Regions from separate parts of the Mus musculus genome. Here region 2 is linked to region 1. A link is a loop called in an ENCODE intact Hi-C map of the cell type or tissue named here. Cell type or tissue: gastrocnemius. All regions are shown on one strand. Each heading gives the region's core, and the rest is flanking DNA. Links, peaks and the distances in the headings are about the cores only. Region 1 overlaps Ankrd11 (ankyrin repeat domain 11). Region 2 holds the start of Cdh15 (cadherin 15).

The links. Peaks named below come from ENCODE experiments on the same cell type or tissue, not always from the same donor. Only the 100,000 strongest peaks of a DNase experiment are listed, where the experiment ranks them.
Region 2: it touches region 1 in a loop (2.1-fold over the local background); 2 of 42 quality-filtered maps call a loop at or near these places.

The regions. Positions count from the first base shown.
Region 1 is chr8:122,898,898-122,906,897 of GRCm38, forward strand. It overlaps Ankrd11 (ankyrin repeat domain 11), which reads right to left. Exons shown (of 13, transcript NM_001081379.2): 5 at 1,082-1,252; 6 at 707-910. Gm39273 (a long non-coding RNA gene) reads left to right here. Exons shown (of 4, transcript XR_003947488.1): 2 at 1,723-7,065; 3 at 7,184-8,000. Among named protein-coding and RNA genes, the nearest start is that of Gm39272, 31 kb to the right of the region's middle. In gastrocnemius, for the core only: no CTCF peak of the experiment used is centred there; DNase peaks (open chromatin) are centred at 7,693 and 7,894; H3K4me3 peaks cover 696 bases; H3K27ac peaks cover 5,960 bases.
Region 2 is chr8:122,843,967-122,855,877 of GRCm38, forward strand. It overlaps Cdh15 (cadherin 15), which reads left to right and starts at 4,408. Exons shown (of 14, transcript NM_007662.2): 1 at 4,408-4,563. The coding sequence starts at 4,522. In gastrocnemius, for the core only: no CTCF peak of the experiment used is centred there; DNase peaks (open chromatin) are centred at 4,058, 4,367, 6,822, 8,129 and 2 more places; H3K4me3 peaks cover 2,011 bases; H3K27ac peaks cover 1,106 bases.

The sequences.
Region 1 (8,000 bases), core at 1-8,000:
ATCTAGCCTGCTAAGTTTGCAGATTTAAAACTTTTTGAAATAATTATACTTGGGCAGAAAATTTGTGCACAGGTTAACAGTCAGAAAATGAAAACTGTTTTAAACTAATGTGCTATATCAGACAGAATCAAACAATCATGAACTAGGCAGCAGGGAAGTTGAGTTTGACTGAGTCCTCCTCACTCTCCTCTCTGAGACAGAATTTCAGACATGTGTATGATGAATTCTGGTCACATCCCCAGCCCTTCGGCCTCCAGTGGTCACTGCACTGTGAATACATGGTTCTCCTGGTGTGCTGCACCATGGTGGGGGAGCACATTTCAAAAGGCAGCCAAGTGCCCTAATCACAAAAACCACTCAATGTTAAGAGCCTTGCACTATATCACATCTAGGGAGGCGGCTCCAGCCTCTGTAGGAAGCAGCAAGTGTGCTTAGTCTGCAGCAGAGTGGCAGTGGCCTCTGCTGGACACTTAGATCACTAGCCCAAGGCCTCCCGATGTGGAAGGAAATAGTTAAAGCGTACTCCATTACCCCCCCCGCCCCCAATAAGAAAAAGATCCTGAAATACTTTTCCAGAGACTAATTTAGCGGCAAATCAAACTGTGTTGTGTGGCTGTCAGTCAGCACAGAAACAAGCATACTCCACAAACACACTTCTTCCAATGTTCTGGGGCCCACCCTCGCACGGGGCTCGGCCCAGACCTACCTGCAAAGTCCTTGACGTTCACGTCCGCGCCCTCACTGATGAGTTCCTTGATGCGCCGGGCATCCCCTCGGATAGCTGCTCGGTGCAGGCGGGTCTCTCCGCGTTCATTTCTCTTGTTCACCTTATCTTTGGTTTTTGAGGCAGAGTTGGGGGTCCCCTTCTGACACACTGTAGACTGGGAAGGGTGCTTTGGTGTTGTGTCTACTGCAGGCCAAGGAGGAAACAGGCAGGACATTACAGAAGGCAGCTTTGTTTCATGGGAACCTCAAGACCCAACCATTTTCATTATGGAAAGGGGATCCATACAGGACCACTGCCAAGTAGAGCCACTCTCTCCCCATCCAAGGAACCAACCAGTGAAGTGCCCATGCTCACCCGGACTATTTGCAGACTCCTCAGCAGTCATCTGCATGAGCAGAGCCACCTGCTGACGCTCAGAGAGAGGGTATCCAGCTCGGATCCCAGACAGCCCCATGCCGAACAACAGCCCGGACTTCCGGGCAACAGGCTCCTTCTTGATCCTCTTCCGCTCGGGACCCTGCTTCTCTGTGTGGCAGGTGAGGGAGAAAGGGAGGGGAGACTTCATGCCCAATCCTCAAAGCTGGATTTGTAACTAACGTTACAGAGCCCCTTCATTCCACCCAACACTTACAGAGCAACAAGGAAGGCCTATGAGGGGAAGTGACCGTGCTGCGAGCACTGGCAGCACCCCACTCTGTGAGCAGTAGCTGTGAGAGACACAGTGTAATACCCTGTTGTCAGCCCATCAGATAAGTCTCCATCTCCATCAACCACTTGCTCCTACAGGCGCCACACACAAAGGCAGTAGGATGGTTCAACATCACTGGCCTGGCCCACATGGGACAGGTCACTATTATTAGTCGTGTCTGCAGTTAAACTCCTTCCCAGCCCTCCTCCAAACAAACAGTGCACATATAAAATGGCAGACACAGTTTAATATATGTAAATAAATCAAGGCCAACTTGTCAGTACTGTACCTTTCTTCTTGCTTCTAGGAACCTCCATTTCATGCCATGGTGCTTCGAGGACCGTACCAGCCTTGCAGTACCACAACATGGACTGAGCTGGAGGCATCTAAAGGCATCAACACAGAGCACTAACAAGAACGATGTAACAGCTCAGCTGTTCCATCTTAACCGCTCCTAACAGGCAGGTCCTGGGCGCCTCTGACCACTGACAAATGGCCTGCCAACCTCTACTGAAGGCCGTGCTGCTGCTCGTTAGAGGTGGGGTATGGAGAAAGACGCCCCCAGAGTCCATGACCTGGGAACACAAAGGCTCTCGCTTTGAATCCTGCCTCACTGCACCTGTCTTGTGGGTGGAGATCTGGAGTCAGCCCCGGAGCAGGGCTAAGCGGGATTCAAGGTTCCCCAGGCCACAGGGTACAAGTTACATAGCCTGGGGATGGTACCTGTAGGACTTGTCTTCCTTTCCAGTCAAGAAACCCTCTGCAGGAATGGGCTGGCTTCTGAAAACAGTGTCTGCCTGCCTCTAGAGCAGGTGACAACTCTAAGAAAGCAGCCTAGGTGACCACATGATGGAGACTTCCTCAGCTTTGTCAGTACTTGTCCCTCTCTTCCAATTGGGTGTCTTCAGGCCCCAACCTCCAACACCTTACTACCAAGTGTTCTGACAGACTGTTAGCTCTTTACAAGCATGTCAAGACTGCCTTCTTAAAAACTAAATCCATGGCTTGGTGACTTAGAAGATTTTTAATGTTATAAGCCTGTAGGCGGTGACACGCGCCTGTTTAACAATTCATGGTAAAACTCCCCCAAAACACTTTAGGCCACAGCAGCTAATTTTAAATAAGCCATGATATATAAATATGAGAAAATTAAAAAAAAATTAATGAGAACTGAATCTCAGAAACCATGCCACCCTCAGAAAGACTGCGCACAGTATGTGTGACACACTCCTGCAAATTACATTTGCTACGTGCACTAACAATTCCAAGAGACAGCCAAGGGTCAGCTCTGCTTCTGTGCGGTTGTGGTTGGCACAGTGCGGGTTAGTGTGTCTTCACAGCAGAGAGCACAGTTTATTTTTATAAAGTTTGGCACTGTATTGAGTCTCTAACCCTGCCAACTAAGTTAGAGGTGGCATCTTTGTTTTGTTTGTTTAAAACAGTTTCATAGAGCCCAGGCTGTAACGCCTACACCCTGCCTCTGCCCCCACAAGGGCCAGCATTATACACACGTATGACATACCAACATGCTTGGTTTTTGTTTGAGACAGCGTCTTACCATGTAGCCCTGACTAACCTTGAACTAAAGAAATGGGCCTGCCTCTGCCTCCTGAGATTAAAGGAGTTTGCTGCCATGCCAGGCCACATACTTGTTATTTTAAAGATAACAAAGGACCCTCAGGCAGTCGGAGGCACATGTACTTTAGCAGTCACTCAGAGGCTCAAGGCTGAGCCATTACCTTGAGCAGCACACAAGACCGGCTTGCTCATCCTGCAGAACAGCTGCTGCTGGGCTCGGGCTCAACCAGGGAGGACGTTACCTCCTCTTAAAGATGCTCAGGGACAGGCAACACCACAAAAACCGCTCTGCTCCCCTCCCACTGAACAGCAACTTCTCAGCCGAACAGCTTAAATATTATCAGCCTTGTCTAAATGGGAGTGGGTGGCAACAGTTATGAAATGGGCTTCTCCTCAAGTCTCTTCACTGCAACAACTGGCACGCACAACTGTCCAATTTCACTCCCCAGTCTCAAAGTCCGGCAAACCTGAGTGCTTAGCAGACTGAGGTACTATATCAGGCTTCTGGGTAAAAGAAGGACACCAAAGGACACTGAAAGTTCTGTGTCCAAAACTGTCTGAGCTGCCTGACATGGGCCTGCACCCCTGAAAAGAGGGTGACCCAGCTCCACACCCACTGTCACAGTTACATATTGTCTGCTACACCGCGAAGTAGACCACTGAGAGCTCCAAGGTGACAGTTGAATAAGTGGCAGGTGGAGTCCACAGCAGGGAGAGCTGTCCAACTGGATCCAACAGTCCCCCTTTAAAACTGTGCTGTTTAGTCTTTGCTTTGGGTACCGCCCAAGGTCTGAGAACAGGAGGGATGGACACCCAGAGACAGGGAATGTGCTGCACTCTGCTTCTCTGCAGGATCTTCCTCCTCACCCACACGTCTCATGCCAGGCCTCTGAGGTAAGACAGTTGTGTTTTATCACTCAGCACTGCCCTTCACCTGGACTGCTGGTGTGGCTTGCACTGGCAGCCTGTTCTGACGGCATCCATGGAGGAAAGGCAGCAAGGACAGAGCATGCTTTCCCAGGGACAGAGTCCTTGATGGAAAGGGCAACAAACCCAGCTCCTGGCTGCTGGGGTGCCAGGGGCCTAGGACTCTGCCAGTGCTCTTCAATAATGTCTTTCTGCTCACACTACAGCAAATGCTCCCTGAGGCTCTGACAAGATCCATTTATATTTATATATATATATATGTCTCTGTCTCTCTTTTATTTTCTACTTCAGTCATGGCTCCGTCCAGGAGATGTCTTCAGCTACAATGAATTCACTGATCGTTTTGTCAGTGTGCGTGCAGGCGTGCATCAGTATGTCAAAGGTCAACCTTGGGGTCTTTTGGGGCTGGGGGAACAGGGCCTCTCACTGGCCTGAGATTTTGCCAAGCAGGTTAGGCTGGCTAGCCAGTGGGTTCCAGATATCCACGTGTCTCTACTTTTCCAGCTCTGGGATTGTACACATGCCACCCAGGATCTGTACACAGGCTCTGGGGCATGAATTCAAGCCCTCAAACTTGTTTAGTGAGTGTTTTCTCACAGTGATACTTTTTTTTTTTTTTTTTTTTTTTTTGGTTTTTCGAGACAGGGTTTCTCTATATAGCCCTGGTTGTCCTGGAACTCAGAAATCCGCCTCCTGAGTGCTGGGATTAAAGGCGTGCGCCATTATGTCCAGCTTTTTTTTTTGTTTTTTTAAAAATATACACTGTAGCTGTCTCTAGACACACCAAGAGAAGGCATCAGATCTCATTACAGATGGTTGTGAGCCACCATGTGGTTGCTGGGAATTGAACTCAGAACCTCTGGAAGAGCAGTCAGTGCTCTTAACTGCTGAGTCATCTCTCCAGCCCTGGCCACTGAATTTTTAATTTTACTGATAATTTTCATTTCCAGATGTTTGATCTCAATTCTTTCTCCTAGTTCATTTTACTAGTTTTCACTCTGTCCAGATCAGAGTGGGGTTCTAAGGTTATCCCTTGCAGAACCTTTTGGAACAGCTTTGTCCCCTGTAGTCTGCAATCCTGACGAAGGAGTTCTGGCATCCAGAGCCTTACTTTTGCTCTTCTTGGGGGCCAGAAACCCTCGGTCCTGCCAGTGTATATGGAAGCACATATCCAACCCTACTAGAGGAGGAACAGGTTTCTGCCTTCTGAATTGTTTTAGAATCTACCAGCAATCCTGGAGTCTTTCAATAGCGACTGCCTTCTTTTATAGACAATGGGTCCTAAAGACAGGCACTGTGCAGTGTCTGAGGCCTGACTCCAGGGCCTGTCACCTGACTGAGACAATGCACTTGTGTCCACGTCGCAGTGTGGGCTTATTCTTGGCTTTTAATTCTAGGTTTTTTCAACAAGACCACTTTTTACAAGTATGGGCCTTCAGAATCCAGAAGCAGGTGTGGTCTTGATTCATGGTGGTATTTTAAACAGCAGTAAATTCCTTGCAGGTGCCAGTGAAACTCTCCAGAGCAGTTTGCCATCATTCCTACCAGGAACAAGTTCAGTGAACACCGTAACAGATCCCAAAACAACCTCCCCATCAAATATCTGAGCAAGTCGTGGAATCTAGAGTAACTTAGCTACAGTATTTCTGGTCACCAAGTCCCAATCCTAACACAGCAGGTAGAGGGTTCAACAGAGTGTTCTCAGCAGCCCAACACGCAGCACAACCTCATTGAGTAACAGTGGTGACTGCAAACCGCACTCCTGACTTAGTGGTATCTTTTTGTTTCATTTTTAGGGCAGCCATAATTAAGAAAGCCTGTGCTGAGATGCGTGACCCTCTTAGCTATGCGCGGTGGCCTTCTAGACCTTGTTCCTCCTTCTGAGAAATGGACTAGTCACCTGTAGCGTGGCAGTGAGGCCAGACTCAAGAAAACAATAACTTGGCTTCTATGACCTCTGCAGGTCGTTTCCCAATTTCTAACTGAGGGGAACACTGGTTCTCACTGCACCGCATGAGTCCAGAAGAACACAAGTGATGTGAGCGTCTCGACCCAGACAACAGGCAGGCAGCACGATCTACAAGCTGCCCCTTACTATGCTAAATGCATGCTAAAGATTGAAAAATACAGAAATACAAATCCAGGCATGCACTGAGACCTGGATACCAGCAGCTGGGAGCAGAAGCCCCTCCTAATACTAAGATCCTAACAGATGAGGCAGAAGTAGCACAGGCAAGGGCTCACGGCCCTCAGTGTGGAGCTGGGAGCACACTACCTGGCTCCTATACTCACATGTCTGTCACTCCTCCTCTTGTCTTCCTTAAGGATCTCTGCTGTGCTCTAACCCCAAACACCTTTCACATTGGCTAATTTTGATGTCTCATTGCTATAAATGCTAAATAACAGTCCTGAGCCTTCGTATCAAGTAGATATATTACTTTGTTCTGGTTTGCCCACCAGACCATCTGCCTCTGAATTATGGAAAATACACAATTTGAAACTGAAATTACTTTCTTTGCTAGTCCACAGTCTTCTCTGTGAAGAAAAAAATGGAAAGGGCAAATGGCTGAGAAATATACCAGACCAACCACCAAGTCCATGAAGCATTTTATTTGGCTCTGGTTGTTCACAAGCAGTCACACTGTGGTTATTAGGGCAATCAGCAGGTTCTCCACGCCACGCCCTTTCCCTGCCAAGCCCTAGCCTGTGAGTCAGTGACCTGGCAGACAGATGCACTCTGCTTTCTCACTTGCCATGGTCTAGCATCTGCCAATATGCAGCCCAGAGTTACACCATCTAGTGAGCAAGAGGACAGAAAAGCCTCATTAGCGTGTGTGCACATGTACACACACACAGCCTCTTACACCAAGCATTCCGAGTTCCATATAGCCAATGGCAAGAGAATCCCTCAGTTTTTCCTCTCCCACAGAAGAACTGAGGGATCAAGCCCCGAGGAATGAACGCTTCAGTGGGTGTCTAAGACTCATGAGTCGACCGAACGCTGTACAGACCCGAAAAGAGGCTCAAAGGCACAGCGGTGGAAAAAGTTAATTCTCTCCCTTCTTCCAAGGAAGCACTGTACTGGGAAGCCAGTTTTGACTTCATACGCAATGGGGCAGGTGGATTCTGTGTGAGCCCTAGAAAGGTAGGTAGGGTAATTTATAGATTTTTAAATTAGTGGAAAAATTTTCAACAGAGACCAAATTTTAAGCAAATCACGTAATTCCATAACGAAGGTTTTTTTTTTTTTTTTTTTTTTAAAGTAGCCCTAGGTGGCCTGCAGGTCATAGAATCTACTTGCTTCCCATGCTCCAGGATCAAAAGGTTGTGATGTCACACCAGGCCTCGGGAACTCTACAGAGACCAGACCGAGAGTGGGAGGAAGAGCCTTTCCTCACCAGGTGATGTATGTGGTCAACACCAAAGACCTGGTCTGGAAGAGGCCCTGAGGGAGTGGAGATGGTCTTACAGTCTGAGATGAGGGTACCGGCTCAGACAACCAGGTCTGTTATGTCCCAGTCTCGCCAGTGTCACAGGGGGTCAGGACATGCTCCTGTCCACAGCTCCTGGGCATCATGATCGCAGGCATGTTCCATCTTGAGGTCTATCTGAACACCTACAGCATCTAGCTGCGGCATAAGCATCACAACACTGATAGACAGCCTTGGGAGGGCAAGCTTTTTCATCAGGCTGACTCACAACAGACAAAACTGTACTGTTCTTGGCAGGATGCCCTCAGTCCTGACTAAGCACTGGGGAAGCCGCACCTCCAGTGGGCTGGGCCATTGGCAGCAGGGTCTGGGAAACAGGAAAAGTTTGTACGGTTTGGTCATTTAAGGCCAGCCAGCTTCTTGCCACTTGAGGGCACAGTAAAGGACGCTCACTATTTGCTACTAGGAACCCTGACTGGAATGAGGGTGGGAGGGTACCCCTTGTGTTACTGGGGTAGACCGCATTTGTCATCAAGGATGAGTGCTAAACTGTACATTATCAGCAGAGGGCGCTGGAGGAACACTGGTCAGGAAAGGATAAGCTATTGGCCTAGGGCACTGCAAGCATTTGTCTGTAAAAACCTTTCAA
Region 2 (11,911 bases), core at 2,179-10,178, 53 kb before region 1:
GAAGCTCCTGAGTTCAAATCCCAGCAACCACATGGTGGCTCACAAATGAAGGCTCACAACCATCTGTCCAGCTACAGTGTACTCATATACATAAAATAAATAAGCAAATATTTAAAAAAAAGAAGAAAAGAAAGAAAACCATGGGAGTTTAGAGGAGCTATGGAATTCATGGAGGCCAGAAGGTAAGGAAGATCCAAAGAGAGGGCAGGAGAGGGGTTCAGTATCCCAGTTGGACCTAAGAAGGATGGGGGAGTGGGGCTCAGTTAAGATGGCCAGTTGGGAGTGCCTCCACCTAAAGAGGGAACTTACCAAATTACTGCTGATGGGTGGGCTGCTAAACCATTGATGAGCTGAAAGATAAGCCTGTTGTGGGTGGACTGGATAAGAAGGATCGGGTCCTATTGCAGCTTAGACCCCGAGGGGAAGTGCAGGCACCAGGAGAGCCTCTCTGAGTTATAGTATCAAAATAAGTGTTACAACTCTGCTCCAGGGTTGGAAGATTTCCTCGCAGCAAGTGTTACAGCTCTGAAGGGAAAGGTAGCCTGGTAGTTGGGAGCCTAGGGATGCCACAAAGTCATACTGCTCAACAAACACAAGTCACACTGCACAACTAACCTCACACAAGAGATTTATTGGGAAAACCACAGGAGAATGGCTGCCTCTGCTCAGGTGAGAAGCAGCTGACAACTAAGCAGTAGGCAGGCTGATAGAGGGTTTCTTGGGGACAGAGTCTTCCAGGCTGGAGGTTTCCAGGGTAGGGATTGGTGGGATTTTTGAGCTCAGAGATTGGTGGGATTTCAAGCTTTTGAGCTTTTTACCCTATAATCTGGTTTCAAACCCATAAAAATCCACCTGCCTCTGCCACCTTAGTGCTGGGATTAAAAGCTAGAATCACCTTAGCCTTGAAAATTCTTTAACTAAAGATAATCCCCCAGATTGGTCCCTGCCCATCCTCAATTATGCTCTCACAGACAAACTGGGCTGCCCACGACTGCTTCCTTTCCTTTGAATGGATGCATCTCTTAACAGTGAGCAGAAGGGGGCTGGAGAGATGGCTCAGCAGTTAAAAGCACCAACTGCTCTTTCAGAGGTCCTGAGTTCAATTCCCAGCAACCACATAGTGGCTCACAACCATCTGTAATGAGATCTGATGCCCTCTTCTGGTGTGCATGAAGATAGAGACTATGTACTCATATACATTAAATAAATAAATTTTTAACCAGCACTCGTGAGGCAGAGGCAGGCAGATTTCTGAGTTCAAGGCCAGCCTGGTCTACAAAGTGAATTCCAGGACAGCCAGGGCTATACAGAGAAACCGTCTCGAAAAACCAAAATAAATAAATAAGTAAATAAATAAAAGTTTAAACAAACAAAAACAGTGAGCAGAGACCTCTGGCCACAAGGCCTTTGGGGTAGACAGAAGCCAGAAAAGAGGGTTACCCAGGGGAGCCTGAGAGAGCTAGACTCTTATCAGGGCTTGGGCTGCAAGGGGCCTATGGGTTCCAGTGAGTATCTTCAGTCTGGGAAGATCTGAAGAGGTGGCTCAGCAGCATGGGTGCAGGACCCAGGGTTCCCCTGCCTGTTTCTGTCCCCTAACACCTGGGATCATGAAGGGTGGGACATTGCTGGGACTGTCTGGAGCTACCCAGTGTGGGGGTCACAGTGGGCCACAGCTAGAGGTTTGTGGTCTTAAAGGAGAGTCGGTGATAGCCTCACATCTGACAGTGAAGAGAACTCTTTCTCAGACAACTGTCCCCTCTGACACCGCCCTCAGGACCTTTGTCTAGGGAACCCAGCACACTCTCTCTACTCCTGTGTAGAAGAACCTGGCCTGGGGAAGATATGCTCCCCAGAGACTGGTCCCTGGCCCCGGGCCATAGAGACTCCTCCAAAGAAGGGCTTGGCCTGAGTCCCAGTCTGAGGCAACAAGTTAAAGCAAGGCTGGGAAGCAGGGGCGAGTCTCCCTGAGTGTCTTCCCATGTGGAGGGATGGGGTATGTTTTACTCCTGGACCTGAAACATGAGGCAGAGGCCCACAGGCATCCAGAGAACTTTGCCATCAGAGCCCCCAAGGGGCTGTCCTCCTGAAGGGGTCTCTTCCCCCACCCTCTCATGTGTGGGGGAGATCAATATTAGGGCTGCTCCCACACACACAGTCTGGCCACCCCCCCCCCCAGGCATAGATGGTGTCAACCCTGCTCTGTTCTGTCACTGTGGTAAAACACCTGACAATGTAAAGGAAGGAAGAGTCGACCATCCCATCAAACAGCAGAGTGGTAGGTGCTGGTGACAGGCTAGTCCAGGGACCCACATGTGACTCCGGCTACTGTGCTGGGTCTTTCTGTGTCAGTTGGACTTAAGCTAGAGTCCTCAGAGAGGAGGGAGCCTCAACTGAGAGAATGCCTCTAGAAGACTGGGCTGCAGCCAGGGCTGTAGTGATGGATGGGGGAGGATCCAGATGGGTGGGGTCACTCCTGGGCTGGTGGTCCTAGGTTCTGTGAGAAAGAGCAAGCCAGTAAGCTGTACTCTTTCATGAACTCAGAATCGGCTCCTGCCTACAGGTTCCTGCCCTGTATGAGTTCCTTCCCTATTTCCCTCAGTGCTGGGTTTACAGACTGTTTCATCTGCTCTGCAGGATCTCGTGTGGGAATTCTCATTCTCTCTCCCTCTTTCCCCATCTCCCCCACATCCTTCCTCTCTCCCCCCTCTTCCTGTCCTTCTCCCAAGTCCAGAGGACAGCATATAGGGCCAGCCATATAGGGGCTGCACCCAGCAGGAGGCCAGAGGAGGAAGGAACAACCTTGGTTGAGATGGGAGGGTGTTCCCTTGACCGAAGCCGTGGAGCTGGGCATTGAGGGATGCGTAGGAGTTCTCTAAGTAACAGCGGAAGGAAAGCATGCTCCAGGCAGGGCACCTCAAAGAGCATGGTGACCGTGGAGGAAAGGGGTGGACAAAGAGCACTTGGAGGTGAACTAACAGCTGTGCGTCAGAACGGCTGTTGGGGCAGAATGGGGGGAAAGGTGTTGTGGTGGACCAAGAGCCACCTGGACGTCTTCATCCAGGCTGATACAGATCTATTGGGGTCGGATCAGCATAGGGTCAGATGGGTGTGAGCGCAGGCAAGTTGGAAAGCCTCTAGCTTGTGGGTAGTTTAAAGCCACTGGACCAATGGAGGCCTGAGGGAGAGAGTGAGGAGGGAAAGCCCAACCAGCCTGGAGTCCCTGGCCACTGGGCCACACACTGCCTGGGGAAGGGGCTGGGAACTCTGGCTAAGCTGACGGGGTTCAGGAAACATGGGCACAAGCCTGGTGCAGCCTTTCTAGTCAGGGACTGGGACCTCAGTCATGTATGTAAATCAACCAAGTCTCTACCAATGCCCGCGGGATCTGTCCAGGACAGTGGAGTGGACCAGCAGGGACCAGGCACCCTCCCTTCGTGCCTGTCTTGGGCCTTGGATCCAGTAACGTCTCCTGCCTTCTTCAGTGCAAGCCAGAAGGATCACGCCCATGGCCGGCTGATGTCAGCGAGGGCCATCCAGAAGCTATCAGCAAAGAAGATATCCCACAAAATCATGGTGACTGCTGCATACATGTGGTGTGGCGGGAGATGCAGGGGGTAGGCAAAGGAGCTCTGGCCAAAGGCAGAGTGGCCCGTGGGGTGAGACCTGGGCCTGAACCCCTTAAGAATAAGCCACATGCCAGTCTTTCTTGCCCTTCACTCAGCCTTCAGGAGCCTCTGATGTGTTCTGGAAGAGCAAACCTGAACAGGCAATCCAAACGTGACCCCCAATCCTCCTGCTCCTTCCTCTGGGTTAGGGGCCACTTTGGGGTTTTTTGGTTTTGCTTTTTGTTTTTTGAGACAGTTTTTCTACATTGTCTGGGCTGGCCTAGAACTCACTATGTAGAGCAATCTGGCCTCTAACTCATAGGGATCTGCCTGCCTCTGGATTAATATTAAAGGTATGGGCTACTGTGCTTGGCTCCCTCCATTCTTCTACAAGCTTGGGTCTCTCTGGACAGCTGCCACAGGCCTCAGTCCCAGCCTACGGCATGCTGAGTTCTTCCCCAATGTCCACTCCCCGCCCCCCTACATGCTGTCACTCAGTCCAGGAGCCCCCTACAACACATGTGCTGACCTCAAAACTTTACAGAGCCTCCCTCAGGCACTGATCACATATGCTGTCACTCAGATCGCCCCCCCCCCCCCATCACTTTGCTCTGGCTCTGCCTTGCATCTTTCACACTACACTCTTGTGGCTGTCCAGGCCCACCTACATGTGCTGTCACTCATCTCTGATCCCGCCCATGACTCTGCCCCCCATGCAGTCACTCAGCCCTAGCCCTGCCCAGACCCCGCCCTGGCCCCGCCCCACCACACACGTGCAGTCCCTTGGCCTGCTCCCCAAGCACTTGCGCTGTCACTCAGCCCAATGCTCTCAGCGTGGGGGTAGAAGAAGCACCACCGCCCGTTCCACCGGCCGCCCAGTCGGCCACTTGTCCTCGGCTCTTCCGCCACTGCCTCAATGGGTTCTGCTCTGCTCCTCGCCCTCGGGCTGCTTGCCCAGGTAAGCTTGTAAGCCCTGTGGCATCCCTTCCTCTAGCTTTGGGATAGCTTTCCTGGGACCACTGGCCTGGAGTGTCTTTGGGGGAACCTGAGAGCTGCGGCCTGCAGTGTCCAGGGTGGGCCGCACTCTCTGAAGCATTGTAGGAAGGGGTGTCCTGTGTTTAGGGGCTTCCAGAGGGAGGGCGACTGACCTGCACATCAGTGAGCAAAATGGTTCAGGACTGGAAGCATCTCTGAGGCACGGGAACAGCCATTGGGCTGTCCCTTCAGTCTGGAAGCATATCACAGGTGCTCCCTGGAGCCTCCCAGAGCCTAAGGGTGGCCAGTCTTGAGAGGTCTTTCTATTCCAGAGCACGAGGCAGAGAGAAGGGGCAGAAAGCCACAGTGTCTGTAACACTTATGCCCCTGGTTGGTCTTGGTGGTGCCTGAGTCTCTACCCAGTGGTCCTAGAGGAGCTGCAACGCTTCCCTACAGGACCTAAGAATCCAGAGAAAATAACTCCAGGCCAGAGTAGCCCAACACACTCTCAGTTCACACTGCCTTTGACCTGACCGGGCCAGCGGCTGTGCCTGGATCCGCCTGGAGATGGAGTGATCTGTGGTCCCCAGATCAGTCAGTCTCTGGTACCCTGTCTTCTTAACATGGCACAAAGAAGGATGGGTAAAGCCCAGGTCCCCAGTTTTTCCTGCTGTTGGCAGTCCTCAGACTGGCTGCTGAATGGTCCTGGACTGGCCAGAACGGGAATGTGGATTCTGTGGTCCCTGCCAGGGTCCCTTTCCACAGAGATGTGCACTGAGGCTGTGGCCAGCCTCTGCGCCCAGAGGCAACAGGTGGCGAGCACAAAGAATTGCTGTGTGTGGAGAGAGGTCAACCAGCATTGCATGGGTGTGTGGTGGGGGGTCCGTCCCTTCCGGGAACACACTTCAGGACTTCCTTGGTTCCCTCAAATTCCCACAAAGCCTTGCAACTCTACTCAAGTTTCAGTTCTCGGCAGCTGACAGGAGCCTGGCCAGAGAGCCCCCCTTGCAGCTGGCCCTGGGTCATCAGCCCTACACTTCCAACCAGCAACACCCCAGCTTTGGGGGCCCACATTCCCTTACCTGGGCACATCTGCTAGGCTAGTTAAGACCCAACACAGAACCCCAGTCTTGTGCATAACGCCCTGACCCATCAGAGCCCCCTCCATACCCTGGGCTGGGATTTGCTCCCCACTGGCTACAGTAACAGCACCCCCAAGGCTGGAGGGTGGGTAGTGTTGGGTAGCATTCTTCTCCCCCTCCATCACCAAGCCCCCCCTCTCTGTTGCACTAGGGCAACTGCCCCCCCCCCAGGCATCTGGAGGCCCCGGCAGTCAGGTGGGGGCAAGGACCCGCCCCGCCCCGAGGCCTGGCCTCCTGCACTTACTTCACAGCAGCACTCAAATTAGCTCCAGTGCCTGGGGAACTTTTCCTACCTCCCCCAAATGTGCCCCCCCCCCAGCTTTAGTGCTTCTGTAGGCTTTTGTCCACACACCAGGTCCTGGGGCTGCTGCCGTCTGGTCATTCTTGCTTCCTTACTGGGCTTTTCCCTGGCTACCCTGGCCCAGCTGCTCTGTCTTGGGCTCCTCTGTTTGGGGTTGGAAGTGGGCTGTGCACGGATTCAGATTCGCAGCTCACTCCATGGCCTCCCTATCCTGGCTCCCTCTGGAATCTGAGCTTCCAGAACTCCATGGCAGCACCAGGGGGTGTATTGCGTTCAAAACTGGTCCCCGCCAGGCCTCAAATTTTAGCTGCTCAGGAAGCTGAAGCAGGAAGATCACAAGTTCACGGCCAGCCTGGGCAATTTACTGATACCTCACCTCAAAAGAAAACTAAAAGCTGCCAAGGCTGTAGCCAGTAGAACACTTGCTAAGCACGCTTGAGATCTGGGGTTCTAATCCCAGTATCATCCACACATTAGTACTAGCACTCATAAAGATGACCCCCTCAGCCCCTGCACTTGGGGTTCAGTCTCTCTAATTGCTACTCCTGAGCTGGGTTGCGGTGCATCACGGATAGTCCAGAGAGATGCCTGCCCACCTCACCTCTGTCTAGGAACCAATGAAGCCGTGTGGAGTCTGCAGGAAAGATGGGTCTCAGCAGTACTTTGGGGGACTAGTCACTGACACTGAGAGAGAGCCTCATCTCTAGCAGGTCCAGCCAGCAGCCTGTAGTGACTCAGGCTGGAGGCAGGCTGCTCACAGTCCTGAGCACTGTGCCCAGCCTGTGCTGGCAGGCAGGCAGGCAGGCAGGACCAATCTGATCGGCAGGGACAGCTGCCTGTCTGCCCCCTCCCCATTCTCCTCTGATGACTGCAGCAGCTGGACAGGGTGGTCCCACAGTGGGAATGTGGGGCCACCTAGGCCAGGCCAACAGCTGGGCTCATTCCTGGCATGCTGGCTGTCCAGGAATGAGGTGGCCATGGATTCCAGCCTGTGGGAGCTGTGCAGGCCTGAGAAGCCTGTGGGAAGTCAATGCAGGGGGGCTTCCTGCCCTCCACCCCAAAGGCCATTAGCTCTGTTAAGATGGAACACACACCTTGCTCTCGTGGCTAGGGCACTTGTGTCTTCCCAGTCAGTCCCATCTCCCTGTCACCAGAACCTCTGCCCAGGATCAGTGCAGGGGCGTGCACCAGTGCTAGACAGCTCTCTCCTTGGCCCCTGGCAATGGCTAATGCTATTCCATTGGTAGTGTTGGTAAAGCCTCTTGCCTGGCCCAAGCACATACTACATGCATAGCAGGATTCTAGTCACCCCACAACTCCTTGGAGTTGGGAGGGGATCAGGAAAGACCCCAGAGGGAATTGGCCGAACAATGTCCCCAGATGTCTCTAGGACTTTCCAACTTGTGTCTGGGTTGGTCCTTGGCCAAGAGCAGGCCAGGGATGAGGTGGGGCACATTGGGTATCTACTGAAGGAAGAAAGTCTGTAACTATTTCCTATCTGGTTTGGTATGGGGGTCAGAGGAGTGGATCGTGTAGGAATACCTGCCACAAAGTCACCTTCCAGGTGCCTCTGTCCTTGTCCTCTGTTCTGAATGTGGGAAGCCTGTGAGCCAGCTGTGGCCATGTGGCTTTGTCCTAAACACCAGATGTCCTAGCTTCCCAAGGAGGCCCCTAGCCTTGCCCCCTGCCTGCCACGTCTTCTGGAAAGTGGGTAGGGTGAGAGAACATGGGATGGGCTACACAAATGCTTCCCATGAGCCGGAAGCTGGCTGTGGCCTGCCCATTGGGCACCCACTCATTCCCCTGCAGCCTCTGATCTAGGCACGAGGCCCTGCCAAGACATTGTGGTTCTGTGACCTCGTGAACTTGGGCTGTGGACAGCCGAGGGACCCAAGGTTCCCAGGCCCTGCCTTGACCACACCCGGTGAGTGCCAAGGCCGTGGGCACTGGCTGGGGCAGCTGATGGAGGCCACAGGACTGGGGGGGAGGGAGGAAGTTCTTCCCAGGCCACGGGGGCTTCAAAGAGCCTGGGAATCCCATTCTCAACAGGTCTCCCCAAGGCAGGGCAGACACTACAGATGACATCAGCCTGGCATGCCTTCTGGTGCCAACTCTGCCTGTGTGGCTTTGGGCAAATGGCTCAGCCTCTTTAGACCTGTCTCGGAGCTATGAGAAAGGCGCCTTCTCTCAGGCTTTGGTGTCATGAAGAGCCTCAGATCCCAACCCACACACTATCCTGAGGGGAGGAAGATAGAGCCAGACTTCCCCCAAAGCAGCGGCTCAGGCACATCTCAGGGTCTGCCACCGAGCTCAGGCAAAAAGCCCCTGTGTCCATGGAGGCTGTGGCCCAGGTTCCCCATGCCAGGCAGGCAGGTGTGTGCCTGGTAGGGACACTGCCCTGACCTAAAAGTGGCTCTGCATGCTGGCCTTGGCAGGTTCTGAGGCCAAGGTGCCATCTGTGAGGACAGAGCTGGACAGAGACAGGAGGACTCTGGCCCCTCCACGCTCACCCTCCTGTCTTGAACAGGGTCCTCTGCTCTCTGGATTCCAGGACTAAGTGGGTGACAGGACTTTACTGCAGCTGGCCTCCACTGCCTTGAGGGGCTGAGGAGTAGGTGGCTGGGGTCCCCACTGGTGGGATGGGCTCCCACCCATCAAACAAGGGGCTCCCAGTGTGGTGCCTTAGTTGGGCTGGGAAACAGGACAAGAGAGCAGAAGTGGAGCCAAAACCTTTGATCTCAAAGCAGGCTAGATGCAGGTGCACACAGGACTGGTACCTTCCTGAGTCTTGGCCATCCATGTGTGCTGCAGGAAGGGACGTGGAGAGGCTGAAATCTAAGCCTGGCTGCCTGGCTGGCTATTGCTCCTTGCTGCCCTTAGAGCATCCCCCAACCCAATCAGCCATTGTATTTCCCTCCTGTGACCCCCAGCCTCCACAGAGGCTCCATAGATCAGATCCAGGGGCCTGCATAGCCAGCAGGCAAGTTGTCCACTCTGCATGGAACAAGCACATAGAGCCGTGGGAGCCGCTGGGCTCTGGGGAGGAGGTGTGGTGCCCATCTGGCCCAGTCCCACCAGTCTCCTTGGGTATAAGTGCCATTCACATAACCTCCTTATAATTTTAAAACTGGATTTATTTTTACGTGATTTGCCTGGTGTGTGTATAAGCATATGTACCACATACATGCTGTACTGGAGGAAGCCAGAAGGATGTGTCAGAGATCCCCCGGGGCCTGAAGTTACATATAGATGACTGTTAGCCACCATGTGGATTCTGGGAACCAAACCCTGCTCCTCTATAAGAGCGGTAATTGCTTTTAAACATTGAGCCATCACTCCAACCTCCATGTGGCCTGCTTTCTGGTCCCTGCCAGGGCCTCTCAGTTCTCTCGCTTGGGGTGGAGCCAAGTGGAGTTTCCCTAGGAGTGGACACACAGTGAGCACTAAGCATGAACGCTATGAGGAGATCTCCTTGGAGTTCCTGATCTCATCCGACCTGTCATTCTGAGGGGCGTAGTCGGGGGCGGGCTTCTCTCCGGTAGCCATGGTGATATTGAGGATAGGATGGCATTCTGGCTGCCTGGGATAGATACATGCTGAGGCTGGGGCCGGCACACTCAATGCTGTGCTGGCTGGCGTGTCTGTGTGTGGTGGCTCCGCCCTCCACACTCCTAGCCCTGCTCTGCCCTGAGGGCCACCCAGTGCTCGTCCTTCCACAGGGGCAGCCCAAGGATCTGCCCTTGGAAGGAAAGGAGAGGTGACCTGCCTGTAGAGGGTCCACATGGGGAGTCCAGGCAGCAGTCCAGGCTCGTCTTTAGCTGCATAGTAAGTCTGAGGCCAGCCTGGGCTATGTAAGACATAAACAATCCTCAAAGCAGAGAGACGTCTGGATTGAGGGCTGTTGGGAGTCTGAGCCCTACCCACCCGGCGATCTGCCACTTCTGTACAGCAACCCCTACAGACTGTGACCCTTGGGTCTCAACCTTGCTAAGGCTAGACTGGCATACTGGTACAGCAACGGAAGCTGCTGGCTCTGAGTAGTTACATTAGCTGGAATGAGACAGAAGGGTACGCATGGCCCTGCTCCCTGTCCTCTGAGACTGCAACTATGGACGGGACAGATTCAGAGAATTACATCTAGAAAGCACCTCTCCGCAGGACAGAACCTTGAAGGAGGCACGTACCAGCCAACAAGACAGATCAGCAGGTAGGGCTCAGCAGGTAGGGGAATTTGCTATTAAAGACCCAAGTGCTTTTCCAGAACCTGCATAGTGGAAGGAGCGAACTGACTCCTGTAAGCTGCCCTCTGACCTCCACACATGTGCTGTAGCATGTCTCTCCACCCCCAAGATAAACAAATGTAAACAAAAGGCATGTGAACAGCCCTGAGACAGAGGCTGAAATCTCCCAAGCGCTGCCCTTGGCTCAAGAAGGCCAGGCTAGCAAGGATTCTGAAGGGTCAGCCCCTCTGCTTGCCCTGGACCCTCCTGTGGGCCTCGGGGAATGCAGTCAGGGATGGCTACAAATGCTGAGAGCATCTCCGAGCCTAGCAGTCCCCATGTGCTAGAGCCTTCTGCAGCCAGCACTTGCACACATGCTGCCGGGCGGTACCCTGCCCAGCCTTGGCCTGAAAGCCTCCCAGCATCCTAGACACATGAGGATGCCCTAGGTTTTGTTCCTAGCCAACACGTGCTATGGAGGATGTGGTCAGAATGTGACCAACATCCCCACATATGGCAGCCTCTGCCAGGGTGTGCTTTGTGATGAGGAGTCATTCGGGAATGAAGACAAGGGGATGCAAGGGCGTCCCCAGCATCCTCAGAACACCGGGTCTCATCATCCCTCCAAATCAAGGGATGGAATAAGGAACAATTGGAGGACAGGTCACTCAGTTAAGTCCAATCAGAAATGGGATGAAAACCGTGTGAGAAGGTTGGCGATGCCTTTGGGGAACTGCTATGCATTCTGCCATGTACTTGATTGGCCTTAGTCAATCCCTCTGAGGGGTGGGGTTATCTGTGAGTGTACACAGGTAATGGCAGTGGGTTTGGGGAGAATGGGTGTCAGTAGAGCTCCCTCTGAGCTTAGGGACTTGGCTTCATCTCCTGTCTGCAGACACACATCAGATCCCTACAGCAGACATTGTTTATTGGGTGGTTGGAGGCAGTGTGAGGGTCTACCCTTTTCCTGGGGTCCCTTTTCTCCAGGGCACTGAGTCTTTTAAATTACATCTATTTACCGTGGCAGGAAATATCATGTTGAGGTCAGAGTACAAGTTACAGGAGTCAATTATCTATCTACCATCTGGCTTCCAGAGATCAAACTCAGGTTATCCAACTTGGAAGCGAGCATCTTTGTCCTCTGAGCCAACTCTGGTTCAACATGTTAGAGGTCACTGCCAAGCTCCTGGGTATGATGAGGTAGAATGGGTTTCCAGAACTGAGATTCAGTTATGAAAATCACGTGGCGTATTGGATAGACCATTCCTTTCCCCCAGCCAGCCTCTCAGTTGAGCCCTGTCACACCCTGTGCCCTGGAGCATCTCTGTCCATGGCTTCTGTAGGGCATGTCCTCCCTGGTCCCGTCCCATGCTCTAGTCCTTGTCACAGACCAGGCTGGCCAGCAAAGGAGACCACAGACACTAAGTCCCACTGTGCAAATCAGCTTCGGTGAAGCCCCTTGGTGCCCTGATTGCCCAGGGCTCTGGATGCTTGGGTATTCCTTCTGCAATGCAATATTAAGAAGTCGCATGGGATATCCGGAGCATGGCCCCTCTCTGTTCACACAGCCAACTGTAGCAGAGAAGCCACCAACTCTTGGGCTCCCTAACCTGGTTTCTGGAAGTGTTTAAAATCAAGCCCCAGGCCTGGTGGCAGAGGGAGGTTTCT